Regions from separate parts of the Homo sapiens genome. Here regions 2, 3, 4 and 5 are each linked to region 1. The links are chromatin loops, found by intact Hi-C in ENCODE. Cell type or tissue: B cell. All regions are shown on one strand.

What was found. Peaks named below come from ENCODE experiments on the same cell type or tissue, not always from the same donor. Only the 100,000 strongest peaks of a DNase experiment are listed, where the experiment ranks them.
Region 2: a loop joins it to region 1, with 4 times the contacts of the local background. A loop is called at or near these places in 14 of 110 quality-filtered maps.
Region 3: a loop joins it to region 1, with 14 times the contacts of the local background. A loop is called at or near these places in 28 of 110 quality-filtered maps.
Region 4: it touches region 1 in a loop (6-fold over the local background); 9 of 110 quality-filtered maps call a loop at or near these places.
Region 5: a loop joins it to region 1, with 2.4 times the contacts of the local background. A loop is called at or near these places in 6 of 110 quality-filtered maps.

The regions. Positions count from the first base shown.
Region 1 is chr9:123,223,692-123,228,691 of GRCh38, reverse strand. All of the region lies in intron 2 of STRBP (spermatid perinuclear RNA binding protein), which reads left to right. Among named protein-coding and RNA genes, the nearest start is that of STRBP, 42 kb to the left of the region's middle. In B cell, a CTCF peak has its summit at 3,012 (motif pointing right); a DNase peak (open chromatin) is centred at 3,131; H3K27ac peaks cover 4,263 bases.
Region 2 is chr9:123,100,174-123,105,173 of GRCh38, reverse strand. It overlaps RABGAP1 (RAB GTPase activating protein 1), which reads right to left. Exons shown (of 26, transcript NM_012197.4): 25 at 3,411-3,608; 26 at 308-2,083. The coding sequence ends at 1,961. Among named protein-coding and RNA genes, the nearest start is that of MIR600, 9.0 kb to the left of the region's middle. RefSeq lists a silencer at 2,310-2,604. In B cell, a CTCF peak has its summit at 2,366 (motif pointing left); a DNase peak (open chromatin) is centred at 2,290; H3K27ac peaks cover 3,014 bases.
Region 3 is chr9:123,079,678-123,084,677 of GRCh38, reverse strand. All of the region lies in intron 19 of RABGAP1 (RAB GTPase activating protein 1), which reads right to left. Among named protein-coding and RNA genes, the nearest start is that of MIR600, 29 kb to the left of the region's middle. In B cell, CTCF peaks have their summits at 2,467 and 2,673 (motif pointing left); a DNase peak (open chromatin) is centred at 2,667.
Region 4 is chr9:123,336,788-123,341,787 of GRCh38, reverse strand. It overlaps LOC124902266 (a long non-coding RNA gene), which reads left to right and starts at 1,738. Exons shown (of 2, transcript XR_007061760.1): 1 at 1,738-1,981; 2 at 2,657-4,387. RefSeq lists enhancers at 1,694-2,703, 3,564-3,723. In B cell, no CTCF peak of the experiment used is centred here; DNase peaks (open chromatin) are centred at 1,267, 2,357 and 3,617; H3K4me3 peaks cover 2,397 bases; H3K27ac peaks cover 4,545 bases.
Region 5 is chr9:123,320,031-123,325,030 of GRCh38, reverse strand. LOC105376265 (a long non-coding RNA gene) reads left to right here and starts at 3,037. Exons shown (of 4, transcript XR_930331.3): 1 at 3,037-3,114. In B cell, no CTCF peak of the experiment used is centred here; DNase peaks (open chromatin) are centred at 370 and 2,070; H3K4me3 peaks cover 1,309 bases; H3K27ac peaks cover 1,919 bases.

The DNA.
Region 1 (5,000 bases):
CTTTAATCAGGTTTTTCCTCTATTTCCCAAACTTCTTAGCTGAACGTGCCCTTGACAAGGTCATTAGTAACATCAAAGTGCCTAAATTCAACAGTCAGTTCACAGTCCTCATTTTGTTTGACCTATGCCCAGCATTTGACACAATTATTCATTCCTCCGTAATACACTTTATTCACTTTTGGCTTCCAGGATACTGCATGTTGTGTGCAGCTCCCCCTGTCCCCCAACCCCACACACACATTTTATTGGTCAATCCTTGTCAGTTTCCTTTGTTATTTACTCCTTTCTCTCCTGCCTTTAAAAATTGGCGTGTCCATTGGAGATCTTTATCTAGACTTACACATCTTTAAGTACTATCCTTGAACTGGCTCCCAAGTTGATATCTCTAACCTAGATCTCTTCTTTTTGTCCTTCCGAGCCATGTGTCCAGCTGCCTGCCCACCAGGATGTTAGACATTTTAAATGGAACATGTCTAAAACCCAACTCCTTTTCTTTCTTTAAAAATATGTGCCACCCATAGGTCTCCCCATCTCTGATCAAGGCAATGCCATCCTCCGGTTGTTTAGGCCAAAACCGATGGAGTTAACCTACACTCCTTTTCTCACATCCCACATCCAATCTGCTAGGAAGTCTCGTTGACCTCACCTTAAAATATCTGCAGTGTCGTAACACTTCTTACCATCTCTGCCGTTGCCATTACCCTCGTCTGATTATCATGTCTCACCTGCATCGTTGTGATGGATTTCTAATTAGATCCTCTGCTGTATGTTTACCTCCAACAGTCTAGCTCAACACAGTAGCCAGAATAATCCTTTAGAAATATGTCAGATCAGGCCGGGTGCAGTGGCCTGTAATCCCAGCACTTTGGGAGGCTGAGGTGGGTGAATGACCTGAGGTTGGGAGTTTGAGACCAGCCTGGCCAACATGGTGAAACCTTGTCTCTACTAAAAATACAAAAATTAGCCAGGTGTGGGGTGCATACCTGTAATCCCAGCTACTTGGGAGGCTGAGGCTCAAGAACAGCTTGAACCTGGGAGGCGGAGGTTGCAGTGAGCCAAGATTGCACCACTGCACTCCAGCCTGAGCGACAGAGTGAGACTCTATCTCAAAAAAAAAAAAAAAAGAAAAAAAAAAAAAGAGAAAACAATAAATATGTCAGATCATATGCATTTTCTGCTCAAAACCCTGCATTGCCTCCCTGTTTCACTCAGTAACAGCCAAACTAGGCCCTACTTCATCTGACCCTGTTACCTCTCTGACCACATCTGTTGTTGTTATCCTTTGGCTTACTGCATTCACCTCCTTGCTCTTCTTCAAACAGGTGTGTGTTAGACTCAGGGCCTTTGCACTTGATGTTCTTTCTGTTGGAAATGTTCTTTACCATTTTCAGATCTCCTCAAAGCTCACCATATTCAGTAAGCTTACCCTGGTTACCTTTAATTATGTAACTTGCTCCTCCTACATTCTGGATTCTCCTCTTTTAAATTTTTGCATAACATTTAACATTGATTGAGTACATTATTGACTTATGTTTATGATTGCCGTGGTTTGAATGCGTCTCCCAAAAAGCATGTGTTGGAAACTTAATCCCCGCAGCAACTTGGGGAGGTGAGACCTAGTAGGAGGTGTTTAGATCATGAGGAATTTACTCTCACGAATGGATTAATGCTGATTATAAAAGAACTTGAGGCTGTGAATTAGATCTCTTTCTCTCGCTCATGTGATGCCTTCCACCATGTTATGACGTGGCAAGAAAGCTCTCACCAGATGTGGCCCCTTAGTCTTGGATTTCCAAGACTCTAGAACCATGAGCCAAATATATTTTTATTCATTATAAATTACCAAATCTGTGGTATTCTGTTATAATAGCATAAAATGGACTGAGACAGTGATACATTGCTCTTCCTCCCCACCCCGCCACCCCCTCACTCCCCAACACCGCTAAGCTGAAGCTCCATGAGGGCAGGGATTTCTGTTTTGTTTACAGATGTAACCTAAAGTGTCACAGTGCGTGGCACATAGTAACCATTCAAGATATATTTGTGGAATAAGTAAATGGATGGCTGTATGGCAGAGGTGGGGGTCTGAGGCAGGCCTTGAAAAATTTTGATTAGGTTTTGGGGAGAAAAGGACAACTTAGTTTCCCTTATCTTTCCCAATCTTCTCTTTTCTGTGCCTTTAGCAAGATCTCTTTAACCTTCAAGGCATGGCATCTGAATTAGAACCTGAGTTTGAATCTGCTTAGTATATATGTGACCTTGAGGAAGATTTCTGGCCATTCTTGAGTCCCTTTTAATAATAAAAAAGTCATTTTTATTGACGTATACTTTGAATATAGTAAAATACATTTTTTTTGAATATACGGTTCTATGAATTTTGACAGACTTAGTCATGTAACCACCATCAAGATATATCCATTACTACAAAACGTTCCTTTCAGTGCCATGTAGTCAGTTCCCTCTCTTCACCTCCTGCTCCTGGAAACCATTGATCTGATTTCTTAAGTGTGACTCATTTTTAGTCAAACCTCTTTCATTTAGCCTCTGTGCTTTCGAGATGCATCTGTGTAATTGCATGTATCAGGAGTGCATTTCTTTTTATTGCCCAGAAGTATTCCAGTGTATGGATTTACCACAGTTTATTCATTTACCAGTTGATGGATTTTGGGGTTATTTCTAGTTTTTGGCCATTATGAGTAAATTTGCTATAAACATTTTCATTTCTGTTGGGCAAATACCTTGGGTGTGGGAGCGCTGGATTGTATGATAAGTGAATTTAACTTTATAAAAAACCACCAAACTGTTTTTCAAAGTTATTAGCTTTTTTTCACATTTATCAAATGGGGTAATAGTCAAGACTTTTAGTTGTGAGCAACAGAAATTGAGTCTGGGAAAGGAACTTATGAACAGGGTGTTAGGTGGCTCACAGAATCTCTTGGAGGGCTGGAGAAATAGGCTGAGAAGTTAGCATCCAGGAACAAGATTCTAGGCACAGACGAGGTTGAATCGCCAATACCATCAGGGGGTGCTAGACACTGTAGGTAGAATTACTGTCTCTGGAAACTGGATGAAGCTGCTGTGCTTGCTGCTTTCACTTGCCAGAATAGATTTTCTGAGGACCCAGCTTCTTTGAGTCATTTGCTTTTGAATCACCATCTGGAGGTAGGCGCTGCCTCATAAGGTGGGGGATTCCCCAAACATAGGAAAGAGGATTCAGATGTGGGGCTGAAAAAGGAAATAACACGTGTATACCACAACCTCCAGAGGTGGCTGTGATTAGATAGAATAATTTCCATGGTGTCTAGGAACTTACTAGAATATAAATGCTAGTTTACTTTTCTGTTTTCCTTTTTCCCCATCTGTCTTTTGTAAGTAAAATTTTTGTTAAAGTGTAAAACAAACTACATAAATCATAAGTGTGTATAGCTTGATGAATTTTCTTGAAGTGAATTCATCCTTATAACCGGTACCCAGAAGAAATAGAACGTTGCCAGCACCCAGAAACTTCTCCCGTGTCCTCATCTTCATCACTGCACACTCCCCACTCCACCACTGAATCACTGGTTTTGACTAGTTTTGCCTGTTTTCAAACTTTATGTAATCAAAATTGTGTGTGTATGGTTTCTTTCTTTCAGCATTTCTTTCAATATTTGTGGACTTCATTTTTTGTTGATTTCATATTGTTTCATTGTGTGAGTATAACACTATCCATTGTACTATTGATGGACACATAGGCTATTTCCAGTTTTTGACTAATGCAAGTAAGTACTGCTATGAACATATTTGCACGTCCTCTGGTTTAAATATATATGTTTCTCTAGGTATGTAACATGGAGTGAAACTAATGGGTCATGGGTTCTGTGTATGTTCAGCTTTAGGAGAGTCTGCTGAAAAGTTTTAAGTATCTTTTTTTCACTTTCCACTACTACCAGCAGTACATGTAAGTTCCAATTGGTCACTTCTTTTTGACATCTTCCTCTGTTTTCAATAGGACTTTGTACCCCAGTATAGTACTTGTTTGAGTCTACCTAATCAGTTACAAGTATCTCTTTCCTATAATGTTATTAACTCTTTGAGGTGGGATTTCTTGTTTTGTCTTTCTCCTCTTAGTATCGAGTACAGGCCTAGAACACGTAGTAAATGCTCCGTGAAAGTTGCGTGAAAAGATGAATCGTGAGTATGTCTGTGGGTGGGAATTATCTTGGCATTTTTTAGAACAGAGAACTCACTGGTCTGACTGGAATTAGAAGTGATGGGAACAATGGGTGATAGGATTGAATTAAGTCAGGTGAAATCTGATTCAGGAGGTAATAGGTAGCCCTGTTTAGTTCCTGAACTGCGAGAGAGTTAATGAAAGCTGTTTTGTTCTGTGAGTGAAGAATTGTGTTTTTGTTACAGGTGTGTCCAGCTGTTAGGAAATAGTTACAAAAAAGATTTGGGCCCATGATTGGAGACAAGATTAGACAAGGCATGAGTGGGTGTGAATTTGGTTAGCTTAATCTCTTAGTTTTTAGTTTCTTTATAAAATGGGGCTCCACCTTGTAAAGATTAGAGCTAATATATAAATATGAGTAGATGTTTTCTTTTTTATTCACTGTGTATTTTGTTTTGTGGCATTTGAATTTTGTGGAACTCGGAATTTTGAAACATGTTGTGAAGTGTAATTCTGCCAGTGTAAATCCATGTGGAATTTTTCTAACTATAGCATCTCTGGAGCACCTTGCGTACTCTTCTTTGCTTCTACTTTGTTGCTCTACTCTAGCACCTTTGGTTCTGCCTGTGTCAGAAGTAAAAAATAAACCATTAATAAAGTGGCTTCTTGCCTCTGAGAGCTTATCCCGCAAAGAAATGTTGAACTGTTCCCTGTAATTTCTGTTAATTATAAAGCACATATATGAATATAAATAAATACTAAGAATCAAGATTTTTAGTGGAAGAGGAAAAAAATCCAAGAGGTTCATAAAAAAAAATTGTAACGTTGAATTGGAATTATCTATATG
Region 2 (5,000 bases), 120 kb after region 1:
TAAGCCTCAAAAACACCAAGTGTCCCTCATCCCTGCTACTACAGCATGTTATTTCTCAGAGGGGCAATGTTCATCATAAACAAACACAGAGGCATCAACGTCGTCATCTTGCCCCATGTGGCCTGCCACACCCTACCACTCCATACGTCTCAACAGGTGGGTGAGGGGCTGCCTCGCGCTCACACATGCCTCTCTTACAGCACACACAGTGGTCTTCTCTGACTGCTTCTGTGCGCAGGGGATGAGGGAAGAAGGGGAGGCGACAGGAGTAGGTGATGACAAAACTGGTTTTTACAAAGCAATGCTGTTTGTTTGTACCAAAATATTTAATCAATATGCTGTTAAAATAAAACCAACAAAAGAAACAGTAATACAATTTTACTGGTTTATATTTCAATTCATAAAGTTGACACACTGAAACTACCTTAGCACAATGTCCACACACCTAGCATTAGATAGGCTTACAGCTATTTTGGTAACTGAACAAGAAAGACACAGAAAGCAGCAAAGGGGATGGTTGGTGGGGAGGGGGTTGCCACTTGTTACCTCCCTTATTACAGATAACCTCAGCAAGCGTTAGTACAGCCAATAAGAAAAAGAGCTACAAAACAACCCGAGTGTCTTTATATACAAAACCAGTGCCTCTTGTAAGCAGCCGCCTCAACACTGAACGCAGAAAAGAGGACAAAACCATCTGCGTGTCAGCCTGTCAGCATATCACTATATAAATTAAAAGTCAAAGTTTTTTTTTTTTTTAAAGGTGCTAAAATCCATTCCATAGCTTTGAAGTGAGAACTTACAGCCCATCTGAACAGTGAGGTTTGTACCCAGGCATACTCTGAGGAGGGCCCAAAGGCCCAGCCCATCTGGGAGGGACAGGCCCGGAGGATGGAGACCTCGCAGCATGTGCACCCTGCGCAGACATTTACAGACACGCAACTCAGTCTTTCTCACTTGGACAACCTGTTGTGCAAAAACACTAGGAATCTTGAAGTGAGGGAGCTCTGTCCACAGCTCCCGTAATGGCAGGGAGGAGAGCAGAGCCCAATGAACCTTGAGTGAAATTAAGTGCTCGAATAACCACATAATTAAATTGTGCAGATCAGCAGTCCTAGTCTGGAATTTAAACACTGTCAACGGGGCATATTGGGAAAGATATTTATATATATATATACATACACACACACACACACACACACACACACACACAAACACATTAAGCAAAATAAGATTTGTCCATGTTATAATCCAGTCTCACAGTCAAGTCACCCACCCCAGCCTTTTGAAGTCATTTGGCAGCTAATGCTAAAAAGTAACAGGAACTATGAGAGTTGCATAGAATTGATCAGAAACATGAATAATGCCAAACCCAAAACCTGCACCATACAGTTTAACAGAACCAGGTGGCTTCAGATGCAACTATGAAACCCTCCTATTTAAAACAAAGTGCTTCTCCATGTCTACCTGGGGGACCTTCTGCTGGCATTGAAGCAGAAAAGAATTATTTGAATTTCTGATCCCTTGCCCCACCCCCACTATATATATATATATATATATATATATATATATATATATATATATATATGTATATTAAAAAAAAAAGGTTTAGAAAAAAAATCAACAGACTGAAGGATCCCCTAACTCTGATCATGTAAACTCAGCCTTTAGGCTGGGTGAGGTGTTGACGTACACGGGGAAGAGGCCTGGGAGGTCACACTGAGGAGTGATTTCTAGAGTGTCCAGAGCGTCGGCTGAGCTAGCAGGCCTGTTAGTATCAGTAGTCTTACCCCAGAGGTTGCCTGCTTCACAAGCTCTGGTCCAGTGACCTACCAACATGCGTCTATGGATCTGACTTAGGTACATTCTGGTCCTGGGACAAGTCACAGAATCACACATCTGGCCAAAGAAGGCAACAAAAGGTGTCGTGTTTTCTGAAGGTGTCGGGAGGCGGCAGCTGCTCTCAGCAAGTCTCTTTCCCTTGAACCCCGGTTGCTGTCTTTATGGAGCTCAGTGTTCGGTTAAACCACGTCTTCTTGGCTGCCTGCACCTCATTGAGGGCAAGCCCTAAATGGTGTTCCAAGTCCTGCAAGAGGAACAGTGTGCATGAGGATGCTGGGCTTGGTGTCAATGACACTGGCTCCCCAGAGGAGAACCAAGACAAGAATGCAGTCTATTTACTCTGGAGAGGCCTCGGGGAATTCCCCCAGTCTCCAACTGGCATAGAAATGCCTGAAATGCCTAAAGATTTGGGAGCTTTTAGTTAAGATCTAATTTCTTGCCTGGTCTATTTATTAAAACAGTCTTCTACTTGCTATGTCTCCCTCTTCTGTCCACCTAATGCACACCAGGCAGACAGGTAATGCTCTATTTCTGGTGACATCATTTCATTTTGGCAAAAATCTTTAAACTCCCTAGCATGGCATTTGAAATGCTTCGCAATCTGGATCCACACACTCTCTTCCAGCCTTAGCACCACCTCCATCCCCTACTGCAAGGAAAGAACTCCTGAGGGTCCTTCCTGGGCAGCCACTCTCCTCCTTGTGCTGCTGAACATGCCACTCCCTCTGCCTGGAATTGCCACTGTTCTCTCTCTCCTGTAGCTACAAGCCCTGTGCATTCTTTGATCACAGCACAGCTACTGCTGCCTTGGTGATGCCTTTCCTGATTATTCCGGGTAGTCACACTACCAGGCCTTAGCTTTGCAGTCCCAGACCTATAACAGGGCCTGCCAAAGAGCAGATGCCCAGTGAATGTGTGCCATGAGGGAGAATCAGCCCTAAAGCTTTTATCCTGAACTTGTTCCCTCCATAAACAGTGCTTAGGGTTTAGTGGTGCTGGTGGACCTAGCAATGTGTATTAAGATGACCAAAACAAGCCCTAACTTCTTTATCAGGAAAGGAGGCTCAGATAGGTAGTATATTAACAGTCACAAAGCTAGTTAAGTGGTGGGAACTGGAAGAACAAAAGCTTGCATTTATAAAGCCCCCGACATTCTGCCAAGCCATTTGTGCACACTATCTTACTTAGTCCTCAAACCAACCTATCAGATAGGGACTCTCATCATTTCCATTTGTAGATAAGGAACCTGAGATGTAGGGAGGTTACTAACCCAAGGTCAAACAGTTCAGTGGTAGAGCTGTGTTTCTAAAGCACTGTCTTCTCATCCCATCAAAAGATTCCAAGCTTTTGTGTATTATTCTCAATATGACAGCGGAAATCCTCAAGACAGGCCAAATACTGATGAGACATCCACTGGCCAGTAACAAGTCCTATATTTCTTCTCATGACAACTGTGACCAAAGTTTAAAAGGTGTGGAAAAACCCCAAACCATAAAGATAATTTCTGGGGTCTCTAGTGCACATCAGGAAACCCAGCCCGCAGGCACATGTCTGAGCTCTGCTGCTGTTACCTGTATCTTACACTCGGCCTCCACCAGCTGGAGTTTGGTCTGTGCCAGTTCTAGCTCCATTTCTCTCAGCTGGTTCTTGAGCGTCTCTTTCTCTTCATCCGTGTCCTCATCTAAAACCTCCTTGGTTGAGCTTATGCCTTTTACACGCCCTTCTTTGTTGAAAAATTCCCGGCACCGCTCACAGTCATCCACTTTTTGCTGAAATTGAATGTTAGATGTGAAGAGGCAAAGAAGAGGAACTGGCCCTTTAGGATGGTGTGAGCATCTCCTTTGGGGGACACCAAGAGACGGCTTCTCTGTTGAGCACTACAGTTTCTGAAAACCTGTGCTCTTTGTAAACTGGCAGATAACCTACTGGAAAAGCCACTTGGTATTATACACCAAAAATAATAAAATTATCATTGTCTTGATTCAGTAATCTCACTTCTAGGAACCCAGGCTGAAAAATGAAGCTGTAACTAGATAAAAATTTATGTACAAAAATTTTCACTGTAGAACTGGAGACAGGCAAAAAAGCAGGGGATAAACTATTCAAAAACAATTAAATATTAAATATACTGTGCTATATTTATACAAGGAAGTACACAGCCTCTAAAAGGTTTTTGAGGAACTTTTATAACATTGGAAAATGGATGCATGCTGGTTGAAATAGAACACAAAAATGTACATAAACTATGATTACAAATAAAATGTATTCCACATTTCATCAAAATAAGATGCCATTAACTGTAAGAAATGTCATTTTATGTTCCTCTAAGAAAACATTCTGCCAATTAAACCACAAAAAGCCAATTATAAAACATCCGACTTTCAGAGATGTAAATGTGAAAAGAAATGCTTATCTCAGAATGAATGAAATTTTAGACGTTAAACACTGAACAAAGACTGAAAGAATACACACCACAGTATTAATAAAGATGTTATATGTGGAAAATGGATCATAAGGGCTTTTTTCCCTTATTTACTCTTCTTTTCCAAATTTTCTGCAAGAATATTAAAGTTTTAGAATCAGAAAATAAGTTCTGTTTAAAAACCAGATCTGGTTGGCCAGGCGCAGTGGCTCACAGCTGTAATCCCAGCACTTTGGGAGGCCAAGGCGGGTGGATCACGAGCTCAGGAGTTCGAGACCAGCCTGGCCAAGATGGTGAAACCCTACCTCTACTAAAAATCGAAAAATTAGCTGGCACGGTGGCACAAGCCTGTAATCCCAGCTAGCTGGGAGGCGAGGAAGGAGAATAGCTTGAACCTGGGAGGCGGAGGTTGCAGTGAGCCGAGATGGCGCCACTGCACTCTAGCCTGGATGACAGAGCAAGACTCTGTCTCAAACACACACACACACACACACACACACACACACACACACACACACACACACACACATCTGGTTAAACATTAATTATGACGAAGGCCAGTGTCATCCTGCTCTAGGTAATGTTGCTTTGCGCAAACATAGCCATGAGCACAGAACTTTCCCAAGTTCCTGTCCTCTGAGCTGTAAATATGTTAGTGAGGCACTTTTCAGTAAATTGCTTATCTTAGTAAAATCTGACAAGTTCTGTAATACAGGTAGAACTTAAAGAAAGAAAGCAC
Region 3 (5,000 bases), 140 kb after region 1:
GAATCAAGAGACACAGCTACAACTCTGAACATGTGCTGCAAACAAAGAGCCATTTTAAACAAAGTCAATTTAACACAGAAAAGCATGAAACAGGCTACCCTCTGGAAGTGGAGCTGCTTTCAAAGTTTGGCTTAAAAAAGTGTTGCCAAAATCAGAATCTCTGCTGAGCTGGAGTCATAGGGAATCCAGTGAAGTGGGAGGTTGAACATTAGTAGCTCTGCATGGCGAGAGAGAAGCATGTTGTTGGGTGAGTGGGTAGACAGTGGGGGGTAAGAAAGAGTCTGGTACATTAAGGAGATCCTGACTCCAAAGTCTTCATTGCTTCATGTGGTAGGACTATCAGAAAGCTAAATAAAGAAATCTGACACAAGTCTATCTTCCTGTTTAATGCTCAGGACAGGGACTGATTTTTAGTTACTGATAAAAAGAACCTGAGATTTACTCAGGACTTTCAGGATAACAAGATGCCTACATATCTACTATTTTATTTACTTCTCAAAACAACTTATTGAGATGAGTAGAGCAGGGATTATCTCCCTCATTTTACTCTATCATAGATCATATCACAGGTGATACTTATCATATCACAGATGGCTCACATCATACCGTATCATAGATAGGTGACTTGTCCAAAGTTAAGGACCCAGTGTTAAGTGGCAATGCCAGCATAAGAATGCAAGTTTGGGGTGATTCCTGTTTCTTATTTATCTCTGTGGCCTGCTCAGTGCTGAACACATAAGAAAATCTACAAGCGTTTGTTGACTTGAACTGACTTAAGGAAAGTACTCTGGATGCCTGGGCAAAGGTCAAAACAGGGCAGGCCAGAAGAACACTCGTATTTGAGGGATGCAAGCAGCAGCCACTTTAAAGGCATCATCTTATTCTGTCACAACCCTGCGATGTTAACCTACCCTGGGGTCACACAGCAGAGGCGGAGCCAGGATAAAAGCCAAGGTCTGTGGGTCTCGAAGGTCTGCATTCTTCACCAATGGAAATAAACATTCTATTTAATTTCTGAGCCTTTTTATTTAATTTGTTCAAACAGTTAATACTCAAACTCCTTCAAAGATCACTAAGTACAATTAGGTATTCTGGTTCTACCACCAGAGTGTTTTTCTAAAATGGAAGAAGCAAATTAGTAGCAGAGAACCCAAACAGATAAGGACTAAGGGAGACCAGCTTATTAAAAGAAGGCAGTGCCCACTGCTACCCTTGCAACAACTGGCAAAATTTAGGGTTCATTACAGAGAGAGCATCCATTCAGAAGTTTCCTCATAAAATCTGATTCTAAAAGGTAGGAACAAGCAAAGAAATAAAACTACAGTCTGGTCTAGTTATAAAGAAAGCTGAACTTTGTGTAGTGTATAGAGAATAAGTTTCAACTCTGACACAGAGATTGAGATTACATTACTAACATCACTAAAAAGGGATAACACACAAATGGCTCCTGTCCCATTCATTCAATCCATCATTTACAGTAAAGCAGAATGCCCATAAGAATTGACTTCAGAGTCTGAAACTCTTGGGATCTAATCCCAACTCCATTAGTTACTAACTTTATATCCTTTGAGAGTTTACATCAATTCTCTATGTCTCAGTATGCACATCCCTAAAAGGCCCTCATATGGTCACTGTGAGGATTATTTCACTGTATGAGAGCACTGTGTATGATTCTGCGAATCCATCAACAAACAAGACGGATGAAGTCGCTGCCCTCAGAGAGCTTAAATCTAATACATACTAACTACACAAACAATTTGAACAGAGAATGAAGTTCAAACTAGTGTTGTTTTTAAGCTCTGGAATAAAAATATCCCCCAAGGGAAAATGCTGAAGAGTTTTCTGTTTCTCCAAATAGCAAATGGTTAAGAATTATATTAATTTGGAGACACTGCTATTTGGTTTTTGTACTAGTATCTTTTCTTACAAGTAGTTTGAAGTCTGGCACATCACGTTGTGTTTAAAATGACACGTTCTAATGAAGCAATGGTTCAGCAATTCCATTTCACCTTAAGCAGGATTCTATGGCAAAATGGCCAAGTCCTCAGGTCTGATCTAGGAAACTCACTGGGCCATCTCTTAGAGCATGATTCTTGGGTCTTCTAAACTAGCCTCATATGTCTCACTTGTTCTCAAAAATGCCTATACAGACATGAAGAAAGAGCTTCCCTTGCATATTTCTTGAATCAAAAATCTAAAAGACCTTTCAATATTCCCCTCTAAAGACTATGCAAGGTGCAGTTGTATGAAAGGGCTGTGGGGCTCCCAGGTCCATAAATGATCTTCTAGAATAATCTATTTAGAATGGAATTCCTTTTAGATCCTCTATCAGAAGTGGAACAATTTTTCTATCTCAGGTCACTGACCCATAAAGCGGGAGAAGTTCAATGGATAGCTAAATGAGTTCTAAGGTACACTGTTAAATTTTAGTTTAGGAGCAGGGGATCTAAACTCCTCAAGAAATAAGTAAAACATTTCAGTTCCATAATAAGTTCACTTTAAGGAGAAAGAGGGAGAATAGGAGAAGTAAAAGGCCTGAAAAAGACAAAAGTAGAGAGGCAAGTAAGGACTGAGACAGACAAAGATTTATAAAGAAAAAAAAAAAAATTTCCAAGGGCACCGAGAAGAAGATAGACATTTTTGAGCAACACACCCATCTTGTGGCCATTTCAGATACTGCCACACCAAATTTAATTCTTGAACCTTTGCAATGGTAAGAGACAGTGGAATGCGTTGGAAAGCATTGGGAACATAAGAGTCAGAGGCCTCAGTTCTACTAGGGTGGTCTGTCACTATACAGCTGGTATGACTTGGGTAAGTCACTTGATGTGCCCTATTGTATCTCACAGGGTATTGTGAGGAAGAAATAAGATGCTTTTAAGAACTATATCAATACTACAAATTACAACAATATCATAATATTAAAACACAACAATGGTCGGCGCAGTGGCGCACACCTGTAATCCCAGCACTTTGGGAGGGAGAGGTGGGTTGATCACTTGAGTCCAGGAGTTCGAGACCAGCCTGGGCAACACAAAGAGACCTTGTCTCTACACAAAATAAAAAAAAAAAATTAGCCAGGAAATGGTGGTGCATGCCTGTACTCGCAGCTACTTGAGAGGCTGACATGGGAGGATCGTTTGAGTCTGGGAGGTTGAGGCTGCAGTGAGCCATGACTGTGCCACTACATTCCAGCCAGGGTGACAGAGCAAGACCCTTCTCAAAAGACCAAATATCACAACAATGACAACAAAAGTAGCTATCTTTTTCCTAGACTGGCATGTGAGGCAAAATATTTCCAATTCTCACCTTGATTATCAGGAAGTACAGTTAACCCTTGAACAACACGAGTTAGGGGCACTGACGCCCTGCGCACCTGAAAATCCACGTGTAACTTCTGACTCCCCCAGAATTTACTTACTAATGGCTTACTATTTACCAGAAGCCATAATGAAAACATAAAGTCAATTAATACATATTTTGTACATTATAGGTATTATGTACTGAATTCCTACAATATAACAAGCTAGAGAAAATATTAAGAAAATCGTAAGGAAGAGAAAATATATTTACTATTCACTAAGTGGAAGTGGATCATCATAAAGGTCTTCATCCTGGTTGTCCTCATGATGGGTAGGCTGAGGAGGAGGAGGAAGAGGGGTTGGTCTTTCTGTCTCAAAGGTAGCAGAGGCAGAAGTGGAGGAGGCAGAGGTAGAAGGGGAGACAGGAGGCATAGTTGGTATAACTTTTATTGAAAAAAATCCACGTATAAGTGGACCCATGCGGTTCATACCATGTTGTTCAAAGGTCAACTGTACAACTGAGTAAACCAAGCCACAATTTACAAACATTTAAAAAATAATGGAAAGAGATTTCAGTGAGTTGCAGAGCAAAAGTTACCTTTGTAAATTCCACATGAAAAAGTTCAAAAGCTTGTTTCCAAACAAGCTTTTGGAACCACATATCATGAACCGCCCTTTCGAGGTCTAATGGACTCAAACCACAGATCCTCATGTGTACTCATACCTCACGCAAGCCACAGAATGCAGGGCTCAGGATGCACTTGCCAATGACTTCCTAATTTTGAACTGGCAAGTTACCACTGAATTATCACTTTGCCCATAACAGGTTCAACTATTGTGTGTATCTCTCTTAAAATTTTTTGGTATTAAGTATAGCTGCCAGAAGACAACAAATCATCACTAACTAAACTGTACATACCATAGCTCACCTTCTGGCAGAAAAATCCCATTCTCTTATGTTCTGGTGAATCTGTACTCTTTTCAGGCTATGAGCCGATTTCAAGAAAAACTACTATCTCACCTGAAATCATGTGCAAATAGGGGGAAACATCCAAAGTGTACCCCAAACATGCAAAGTTCTCCAGGTCTAGAAGGAATTATATATCTAAGCACAAAATATATGTGCTGTGCAGACACACTGAAGGCAGCCTTGTCAGACTTAACTCATTGAAGGCATAGGCAAGAAAAAAAAAGACATTAGATACCTCCTATCTGGACTTTCCCCACCTTTCCATATATGGAAATAAAGGATCCATATATTATTAAAGTGTTTCAAGCTAATGGGAATCCAAAAGGTAAAACTTCTGGCTGGAAACTATTAAGCTTTGCCCAAATCCATGTTAACTCTTCTTTGTAAAACACATGGTAGACACTCAACAGTGTATTTATTCATTCACTTATTCAATCGATATTTATAAGCGAGATCCTGTTCCTGGTACTGTGGATTCAGCAGTAAGCCAAAGAGATTGTCTCTTCTGCTGCACAGCCTCCATTCCAGTAGGGAAAAATAAGATAGGATAAGGACGTAATGGCATAAAGGTTGGGGGAGCTGCTACTTTAGATACTGCAATTTGAGAAGCTGTGGATATATGAGCCGAAGACTGGATGAGGGGACAGTGAAGCCATGCAGACATTCAGGAGAACATTACAAGCAGAGAGACTGACCAGTGCAAAGGTCTGAGAACAGCAAGGAGGCCA
Region 4 (5,000 bases), 110 kb before region 1:
CCGTGCACCAATAACAATAATTGCTGCCCTGTTGCAAGCTGACCCAGTGCCCAGAAAGGGTCACACATGATCTCATTGCATCCTCTCTAGATCCAGGAAGATGTTTACTGCCAGGTCCCACTTTGCAGATGGAAAACCAAGGTCAGAGGGGTTAAATCTGTCACCCAAGAGTGCAGCATTAGTAAGTAAAGGGTCAGCCTACAATTCCATGGTGCAGGGCTCCACAGCCCCTGCCCTTAACACTCCCCTATGTGCCCACAAAACAATCGGAGGAAATCTGGAGGTGATGGGCAAGGCCCATGCCAGCTCCACCTGTGGTCTTATCTGTCTCTCCCACTGAGCTGAGAGCTCATTTACCTCCGTCACCGCAGAGCCCCGCGTGACGCTAGGCACAGATCTGGTGCTTAGGAAGTATTGTGAATAACTCATCATCATAAGAACAAACATTTATAATGTGCTCACCATGGGCGGTGTAAACACAACCCTATGAAATCTATACAGTCATTATTCCCATTTCACAGATGGGGTAACGAAGTCGCAGCAAGTAGTGAAGCCGTGATTCACCAGACAGCAAGTAAATAAATTAACAAGCTAATTAACGAGTGAGTGTAATGATGAATGAATGAATGAGAGTAGAGATGAGTAAATAAGTGAGGGGTTGAGGCCGGGCAAAGTGGCTCACGCCTGTAATCCCAGCACTTTGGGAGGCCAAGACGGGTGGATCACCTGAGGTCAGGAGTTCAAGACCAGCCTGACCAACATGGTGAAACCCTGTCTCTACCACATACCAAAAAATTAGCCAGGCGTGGTGCCTGTAATCTCAGCTACTTGGGAGGCTGAGGCAGGAGAATTGCTTGAACCTAGGAGGCGGAGGTTGCAGTGAGCCGAGATTGCACCACTGCACTCCAGCCTGGGCAACAAGAATGAAACTCCATCTCAAAAAATAATAAGTGAGAGGTTGAAGTGGGGATGGAGAGGGTGAAGATGAGGTATAGGTCTTGGCAGCATGGAGAAGAGGTGGAGGCCCTTCTTCTTTCCATCCCCACCTTGTTCCCCTCCAGCCCCCAAGGAAAGGCCCCTTTTCATTTCCTCTCAGGGCGCCTGATACTCTTTGCCAGACTGTTGCCTAGCAACAGTGCCCTCTACGGCCAGCTCCACCCACTTCAGACGCCAAGGCTAGGGGTACACAGCCAGCTCTGAGGGCCTGGCCTTTGGCAGGCAGGGAGTGGGGGGCCCTGGGCTCCCAAGTTGTGAGAAGGAGGTCAGAGAGCAGAGAGGAGCCTGGGTGGGCTCTGAGACTGGAGGCAGTGACCTGCGAGGAAAGGGAGTGTGTCCTGGGCACCAAGCCATGGCATCTAGTTCAGGGCCCCTCTGCTTCCTCAGAACACCCCGTGGGGTCGCATGATCACCCACGTGACAGATTCTGAAGACAACTCTGCCTTGTGTAGGGGAGGGAGGCCATGTCAGGCTGCGCGTAGCAAGAACCACGGGGCCTTGAGTCTGAAGTCTGAGTTTGAGTAGAGCTGGGATGAGTCACTTCCCTTCCCGAATCCACTTCCCACACCTGAAGAATGGAGACATGGTACCCACTTCCCGGGGAAGTGTGTGAGGATAGAGCAGGAACACGGGAAGGCTTGGTACTGGGAGGGTACGGATTATTTTTATAAGCAAGGAGTGTGACATCTATTTTTAGAGGAGAAAGAATTTCGTTACAAAGAACTCTCCTAGTCCCCTCCCAGAGTGGATGGGCTGAGGTGCGGGGGAGCAGTAGGCCCGGAGGACTCCCTGAAGAGGTGGCCTGGGGATTCCTGGCAGAGGGAACGGCCTGTGCAAAGGCCTGGAGACACGCGACTGAAGCGCGCCTAACAATGGCTACCATGGATTCGTGGGCAGGCGCCTGTACACTCAATCCTCACGGCAGCTCCAGGACACTGGAGTTAGTGCTCCTGTCTCACAGGAAAGGAAACGTTGGCTCAGAAAGGTAAAGAAACTTGCTTGAGGTCACGCAGCTGGTGAGTAGCAGAGCTACGTCCGGTTCGCTTTCCCCTGGTTATGCACTCGGGGAAGAAAGTGGCTCAGACGCGGGGAGTGGAGAGAGCCAGTGGTGAGAAACGCAGCTGCGGTGCGCAGTATCATTCCTACATGTAATCCTTCTCGGGAGGGCCTGGACCCATGGCGAAGGAGCCCGGGCTGCGGGCAGAGGGTAATAGGGAACCATCGATGGCTTCTGAGCTGAGACAGAAGTGACCGAGGCCGTCCCTCGGTGCTGTCCTGGGCCATCCGGCTCCGCCTCCTACACTCTCCACTCTCTGCATCCACCACCCTCCACCCCCGCTGCTTCTCAACCGCACTGAGAAACCATGTGTGACGGTGGAAAATGTAAAAATATATATGCAACCGAAAAACAACATCGGGCTGACAGCACACAGCTATAAATACTCTGACGGGTGCAGAAACGCTCCTCCGATCCTGCTTCCTGCCGCCTGAGGAGCGGGGGCATGGTGTTTGACAGGTGGGGTGGGGGGACTCAGGAAGGGAAAAGGAAAAGGGACAACTATTCGTGGACCTACTCTGTGCCAAGCACTTCGCAAGCGTTACGTCACCAAGTCTTCGCAGAACCCTCGAGTGACTCACCACCGTTATTCCTGTTTTACAGATAAGGAAACCGAAGCACAGAGAGGCAGGTCATCTGGCTGAGGTCACACAGCCACACGGCGAGAGAGCAGTGAAGCTGGAGTTCCAGCAAGCTCCACCTGGCGAGAATTCAAGCCCTGCCATGGGCCACCTCTCTGGAGGAAGAGAAAGCCAGCTTCAGACTCTGCCTCTCTCAATCCTTATACAAGGCCAGAGAGCGCTTGAGGCTTCCAGGCACTCCTATGCTTACACACCTTCCATGGCTCCCAGCTGCCCTCCAGATAAAGAACAATCTCCTCAGTGTGGCCCTTGAGGTCCTGTGATCTGGCCTCTGTCCACCACCAGGGCCCCCCTCCTGGCCAGATCTCTGAGCCTCGGCCAAGCTGACCTGCTTCTCTCAGGGCCTCAACAGGGCCGATCTCCATCCCTGCTGTTCCCTTGGTCCAGCATGCTGTTCCCCTCTAGTTGCTTCTCCTTACCCTGGGGGCCTCCACTCAAATGCCACCTCCTCCACTGGCCGGACGCTGCCATTAACCTGCTCGAGTGCTCTCCCTGCAAAACTCAGCACAGGCTGGGCACAGTGGCTCATGCCTGTAATCCCAGCACTTTGGGAGGCCGAGGTAGGATGACTGTTCGAGCCCAGGAGTTCAAAACCAGCCTGGGCAACAAAGTGAGATCCTGTCTCTATTTTTTAAAAAATTAGCCGGGCGCAGTGGAGCACAACTGTAGTCCCAGCTACTCAGGAGCTTAAGGCTAGGGGGTAGCTTGAGCCCAGGAGTTCGAGGCTGCAGTGAGCTGTGATCACATCACTGCACTCCCACCTGGGTAACAGAGCAAGACCCTGTCTCAAAAAAAAAAAAAAAAAAAAAAGACCCATAGCACAATTGTAATCATGTGGGTCATTGTGGGGTGGTGAGTCACAGCTGGTGAGTGGCAGAATCAAGACCAGGTCCAGGTGGTACAGCCACAGAGCTGGTGCCCCCAAGTACTCGGCTGCTCACACGGGCCCCAAGAGACCTCCTCACTGGCAAGAGGAAGCCACCTCCTCTCAGAAGAATGAGCAGGGCTAGAGTACAGTGGCACAATCACTTCTCACTGCAGTCTCGAACTCTCTGGCTCAAGCAATCCTCCCACCTCAGCCTCCTGAGTAGCTGGGACTACAGTCGTGTGCCACCACACCTAGCTAATTTTTTCTATTTCTTGTAGAGGTGGAGTCTTCCTATATAGCTCAGGCTGGTCTCAAAATCCTGGACTCAAGCAATCCTCCTGCCTCAGCCTTCCAAAGTGCTGGGATTACAGACATGAACCACCGTCCCCTGTAACTACTGTTTAAGAAAGTAAAAAGATGCAGAAGAAGTTAATCTAATATTTTGTTTAACCCACTATACTCCAAATATCATTCCTACATGTAATCAAGATAAAAAAAATTATTAATGGCTGGGTGCCATGGCTCACGCCTGTAATCCCAGCATTTTGAGAGGCCGAGGCAGGCGGATCACCTAGGGTCAGGAGTTCAAGACCAGCCTGACCAACGTGGTGAAACCCTGTCTCTACTAAAAATGCAAAAATTAGCCAGGATTGGTGGCGTGTGCCTGTAGTCCCAGCTACTCAAAAGGCTAAGACAGGAGAATTGCTTGATCTTAGGAGGCAGAGTCTACAGTGAGCCAAGATTGCGCTGCTGCACTCTAGCCTGGGCAACAGAGCAAGACTCTGTCTAAAAAAAAAAATAATAATAAATAAATAATCATTGAGATATCTTACTTTCTTCCATACTAAGTCTTCAAAATCCAGTGTGTATTTCACACTTGTAACACATCTCAGTTTGGAACAGCTGCATTTCAACTGCTCAACAGCCACATGTGGCCAGAGGCTACTGCACTGGGCAGCACAGTGCTAGACTATAAACTCCATGAGGGCAGGGACCAAGCCATACCCACAATTATTAAATCTAGCATCTGACACAGAGTGGACACTCAAGAAATGTTTGTTGACTGACTAGCTGAATGAAAGAATGAATGAACAAATGAATGAAGGAATGAACAAATGATCTAAGGCCTTCTCAGATCTGAAGCCACACTCCCAGCACAGGCCATGGGAAGGGCATGGAGATGAATTCCAGCCCCACCTCTGCACCCACTTCTCTGAGTGACTGTAAGTACCTCCACTTTTGGGGCCTCAGTTTCTCCAGCTGGTCAATGGCTGGGGGGCTGGACTCTTGTGATTTTTCTGGGCTCTCACTAGAGGACTTTACCCAGAAGATGGGAGTTGGGCCCTCGGTGAAGTTCCCTCCTCCATGCCACCCCATCACCCTACTCTCCCTCCACCTGTAAGATAGGAGATCTCAGGAAAGGCCTCCAGGTGGCCTT
Region 5 (5,000 bases), 96 kb before region 1:
GGCCTCCCAGGGCCAGGGCAGTAAATGTTGACCAGATCGATTTCCACCATGCCTGAAAGTCAGCGGTCAGCTGCTGACCACACTGTCAATTATTCAGGCTCCCTGGGATTTCACCAAGAGCTACGGTTTAACTAAAACACAGCTCCATTGTCCTCACACCCCCAGCTTGCCCTCAGAGGCCTGGGTGCGGGTGGACAGCCAGGGCACCTCCCCGGGCGGCCAAGCACATATCTGCCCCAGCCCCTCACTCCCCTTCCCAGCTCACAGATCAGACTGGAGCTTCCTGGTCCTCAAATCCCTTGGAGGAGGTCCTGGGCTGAAAGGGCTGAAGCCCTGAGGGCAGAACTGGGACCGGCCACCAGAAGTTACCTGAGGCAGGTTTAGGTTCCGTTCTGCTGTTCTGCAAGACCCAGACTTTTCTTTCCTCTTTTTTTTTTTTTTTTTTTTTTTTTTTTTGAGATAGAGTCTCTGTTGCCCAGGCTGTGATGCAGTGTTACAACCTCCCAGGTTCAAGCGATTCTCCTGCGTCAGCCTCATGAGCAGTTGAGACCCAGACTTTTCTTATCACCAGACAAAAACAGACACTCTGGGAGGCAGGGAGCTAGTCAACCACACAGGTGTGTGACACTCCGGGCAGACTGTCATTAGGAAGACTATCCATGGGGAGAGTCAAGGGCTATTGATGGTAACAACTAGATTTTTGAATGTGCTTTACAATTCACAGTGCTAGTGGGGCATTGTGGCTCACGCCTGTAATCCCAACAATTTGGGAGGCTGAGGTGGGTGGATGGCTTGAGCCCAAGAGTTCAAGACCAGCGTGGGCAACATAGCGGGACCCCATCTCTATAAAAATATTTAAAAACTAGCTGGATGTGGTGGCGCATGGCTGTGGTCCCGGCTACCTAGGAGGCTGAGGTGGGAGGATAGCTTGAACCCAGGAGGTTGAGGCTGAAGTAAGCTATGATCATGCCACTGTACTCCAGCCTGGGTGACAGAGTGAGACCCTGTCTAAAAAAAAAAATCACAATGCTCTCAATGACATATGTCATCTTACAGCCTCAAGTCTTTTTTGGAACAAGGTGGTGCATAAATAAAGACACATTCATTCGGCAGTCATTACTGAGCTTGCCAGGCACTTTGCTAGGTGCTGCAAAGTGAGGTAAGAATACAGATTTGACCCTGGCCTCGGGTGATAACAATACTGAACGCCACTAGTAAAGGGGCCTGCCATGTGTCAGGGATGGCAGGTTCTAAATACCCCATGTGCTTCAACACACATTATCCTTACAACAATGCTGACAAGCAGTTGCTGGCATTGTCTCCATTTTTATTTTATTTTATTTTTTTTTTTGACACTAGGTCTCACTCTGTCGCCTAGGCTAGAGTGAAGTGATGCAATCATGGCTCACTGCAGTGCTGACCTCCCAGGCTCAAGTGATCCTCCAGCCTCAGCCTCCTGAGTAGCTGGGACCACAGGTATGTGCCATCATGTCTGGCTCGTTTTTGTATATTTCGTAGACATGGGGTTTGACCAGGTTGCCCAGGCTGGTCTTGAACTCCTGGGCTCAAGTGATCTGTCCGCCTCGGCCTCCCAAAGTGTGCTGGGATTACAGGTATGAGCCACCATGCCCAGAGTGTTATCTCCATTTTAGACAAGGAAAGATTTTACAGATGAGGCACAGAGAGGTACAAAGAGATGCCCAAGGTCACACAGCCTGTGTAAACAGAGCAGAATTTGAGCCCAGGCATCGGATTTCAAGCCCCTGCTCTCAGCCTCTGCTCAAAGTCGTGTGAAGGAGTTCGGTAGACGTTAGGTAGATGATCACGTAAGTAAGATCTAATGACAGAACCATGGAGGAAAGATCGCGGGGAGTATAACAGGGAGGACTGATCTATCCAGGATGTGGGTTGCGGGAGGGGGTGAGAGTCAGAGAATGATTATTAAGGGTCCTTTAAGCTGAAGTCTTCAGGAAGAGGAGTTTGCTGGGGGAAGGGCTCAGGAAAGGCACATTCCAAGCAGTGAGAACTGCATGTGTAGAGACCCTGAGGCTTCAGCCCTGTCACCAGGACCCCCTCGGAGCCTGGCCACAGGGAGCCGGCAGCCAGAGGCACAGGGCTGCACCTCAGCTGGGCCCACTTCCTCTCTGTCTGCCAGCTTTATTTTTAGATCTCTCACTTTCCGATGCCATGAGTGAGCCAGCAAGGTCTGGGCCTTCCTCATCAGATTGTTTATGTTCTACCCCATCGGTGTCTCCATCACGGCCCCTCCCCTCCCAGGAGTGATCTGCAGGCCTGATTGGAAGCCCTGGTTTCTTCTCTGATGTTGTTATTGACTATTCCACTCCTCTGACTGGGGCCACTGGGTCTCCCCACCTCACCCTTCTGCCTGCTTTCTCTCCTTCTTCCCATTAGCTCAATTCCACTCCACTCCAACGATCCTATCTGTGCCAGACACTGGGATGAGTGTTGACAAGACAGACCTAAATGACACAAGGGTCTTTGGCATCACATGTGCTAGAATCCAGGTAAGCATGGATGATTCATAGTGCAAACTGAGACAGGTGTGAAAGTGAAAGGGGTGCTATTAATAATGATTGGTTATTAATAATGCCAGCACCACAGTGCAAGCCCAGGCAACTGAGAAACATGGTCACCCGAGTTCATTAGGACAGAAAAATGAGGAGAGATTTGTCCAATGGAGGACAAATGGAAGGGAGTCTCAGCAGCGGGGAACAGCATGTGTAAATATTTGGCAAGTTTGGGGGAGAATGGTGAGTTCATGGTGGCAATAACCTGAGACATGGGTCTTCATACCCCAATCCTGAGCCATGGAGAAAGGAAAGAAGGAGAGTCCAGCTGGATTCCAGGTGAGAAAATGTGGACAGTTTAATATGACTAGCACAGGGTGGCAAAAACCTTGCAGTTCTGCCGCCCCTGCGTCCATGGCAGGCATCACTAATTGATCACCGCACTCTCCTTCCCACTGAACCCTGATTCAACCCTCACAGCCCTCAACACAGTGCTCTGGGGCCAGTCATTACCAACTGTCACACTGTGTGTACCTGGCTGGAGATGAGGGTGGAGATCACATCAAGAGAAGCCTAGAATTTGAAAGTAAGAAGTTGAAATATGATTCTCTGGGTAATAGGGAGCCATCAGATGTGAAGGGAAGTGATGAAACTAAGATTAAGGCTTAGGAAGGTCACTGCCAGTGGAGGGGAGGAACTTGGGCAGGGAAACTAGTGAGACCCGTGCTGACGTCCAGGCCATGAACCTGAACCTGAACCAGGAGCAGAGAAGTAGGTCTGGTGACCGAGGAGATGTTGTGGGGCAGGAAAGAGGAGAGGGCAGTTAGGATGATGCCCTGACTTCCGGATGTCTAGCCCTGTGTCTGGGAAGATGCTGTGGGCAAGGCTGGTGTAAAGGCACCATGGGAGGTCCTGATAGGAATCTTCTGTTCCAGAGGTCACCAGTGAGAGCCACCCTGAGACTCTGTCCCCCAGGGGGAGAGAGGCCAAATCGGTCTGGTTGAGCTTTACCTTGAGAGACACCAGAATTTGCACATATACACCTTTTCAGACATAAAAATGTCTTCTCTACCCCTCAGAACTCTGCAGAGGAGGGGAGACTTGATCTGCTGATCAAGTCTGGGGGTGACTGTAAGAAGCGGGGGGACTCACGTGTCATTCCCTGGCCAGACATCTGCTCAGCCCCAGGGCCATCAGATGGGGTTGTGGAGAGCAGTGCCAGGGAAAGGCCCCTGGGCTTCCGGTTCCTGGGAGACACGGGGGTCTGGGAGCAGAGGCTATGGAAGGTAAGACTCGGGGGCTGCAGATTCTTGAACCCATGCTTGGACCCTCTCAGCACGGGTCCAAGAATCTCAACATAAGGGAGGGGTGTGGCACAGGGGCCGGCCAAAGATTAACTGGAAGGTGTCACTTCTCTGGGGAGAAACCACCAGTGCCTGAGGAAGGGGCCTGGAATTGAGTCCCTGATCAGTGGGGCCTATAGGGGCCTTCACCTACAACCGCCAGGTGTCAGGCTTTGAGCTCAGCCCACCACAGCCATGGGTTACAGGAGGGGCACCACACAATCTTCTAGCCAAGGGTCAGTCCAGAGACAGCTGTGTCCTTCTTTCTTCTCCTCAAGCCCCAACCCTAGGGGTGAGCCCAGAGAAGGGGTGTGAGTGTGTGTGCGTGTGACCTCTGAACTCCCCAAAACACACACACACTCACACTTCAAGCCCTTAGAGCTCCCAGCCCAGCTTGCCTTGCAGAGGAAGAACTAAATTTTGAAACAGATCTGAGCCTGAAGGTTTTTCGTTGTTGTTTGTTTTGTTTTGTTTATTTGTTTTTGAGGCAGAGTTTCGCTCTTGTTGCCCAGGCTGGAGTGCAATGGCATGATCTCGGCTCATTGCAACCTCTGCCTCCTGGGTCTGCGATTCTCCTGCCTCAGCCTCCCGAGTAGCTGGGATTACAGGAGCCCGCCACCACGCCCAGCTAATTTTTGTATTTTTAGTAGAGACGGGGTTTCACCATGTTGACCAAGCTGGTCTCAAACTCCTGACCTCAGGTGATTTGCCCGCCTCGGCCTCCCAAAGTGCTGAGATTGCAGGTGTGAGCCACCATGCCCGGCCTGAGCCTGAAGTTTTAAAATTACCAGGTCTTAACTAGAATAAGACTGTTCTTATAGCCAAAACCATCTGAAAGAAATGGAACCCAGGTGTGGTCAAAGACACATAACTCCCAGCCAGGCAGAGGGCTTCATGGAGTCCTGTTGGTGGCAGTTACTAGAAAAATAAAATTGTGTCATAATTGGAAACCTAAGAGCTGAAGGTCCTCAGCTGTTTACAAAGTAAATACAAAAGCAAGAGTGGATTTGAAGGGGGAAAGATTGTTGGAGATAAGGGTGGAATGAGGTTTTATTGAGAGGTTTTAGACAGAGGGACCCAGGAAGTTCTGACACCATCTTTCCCTTCACTCTTCTCTGCGCAGTCCCCA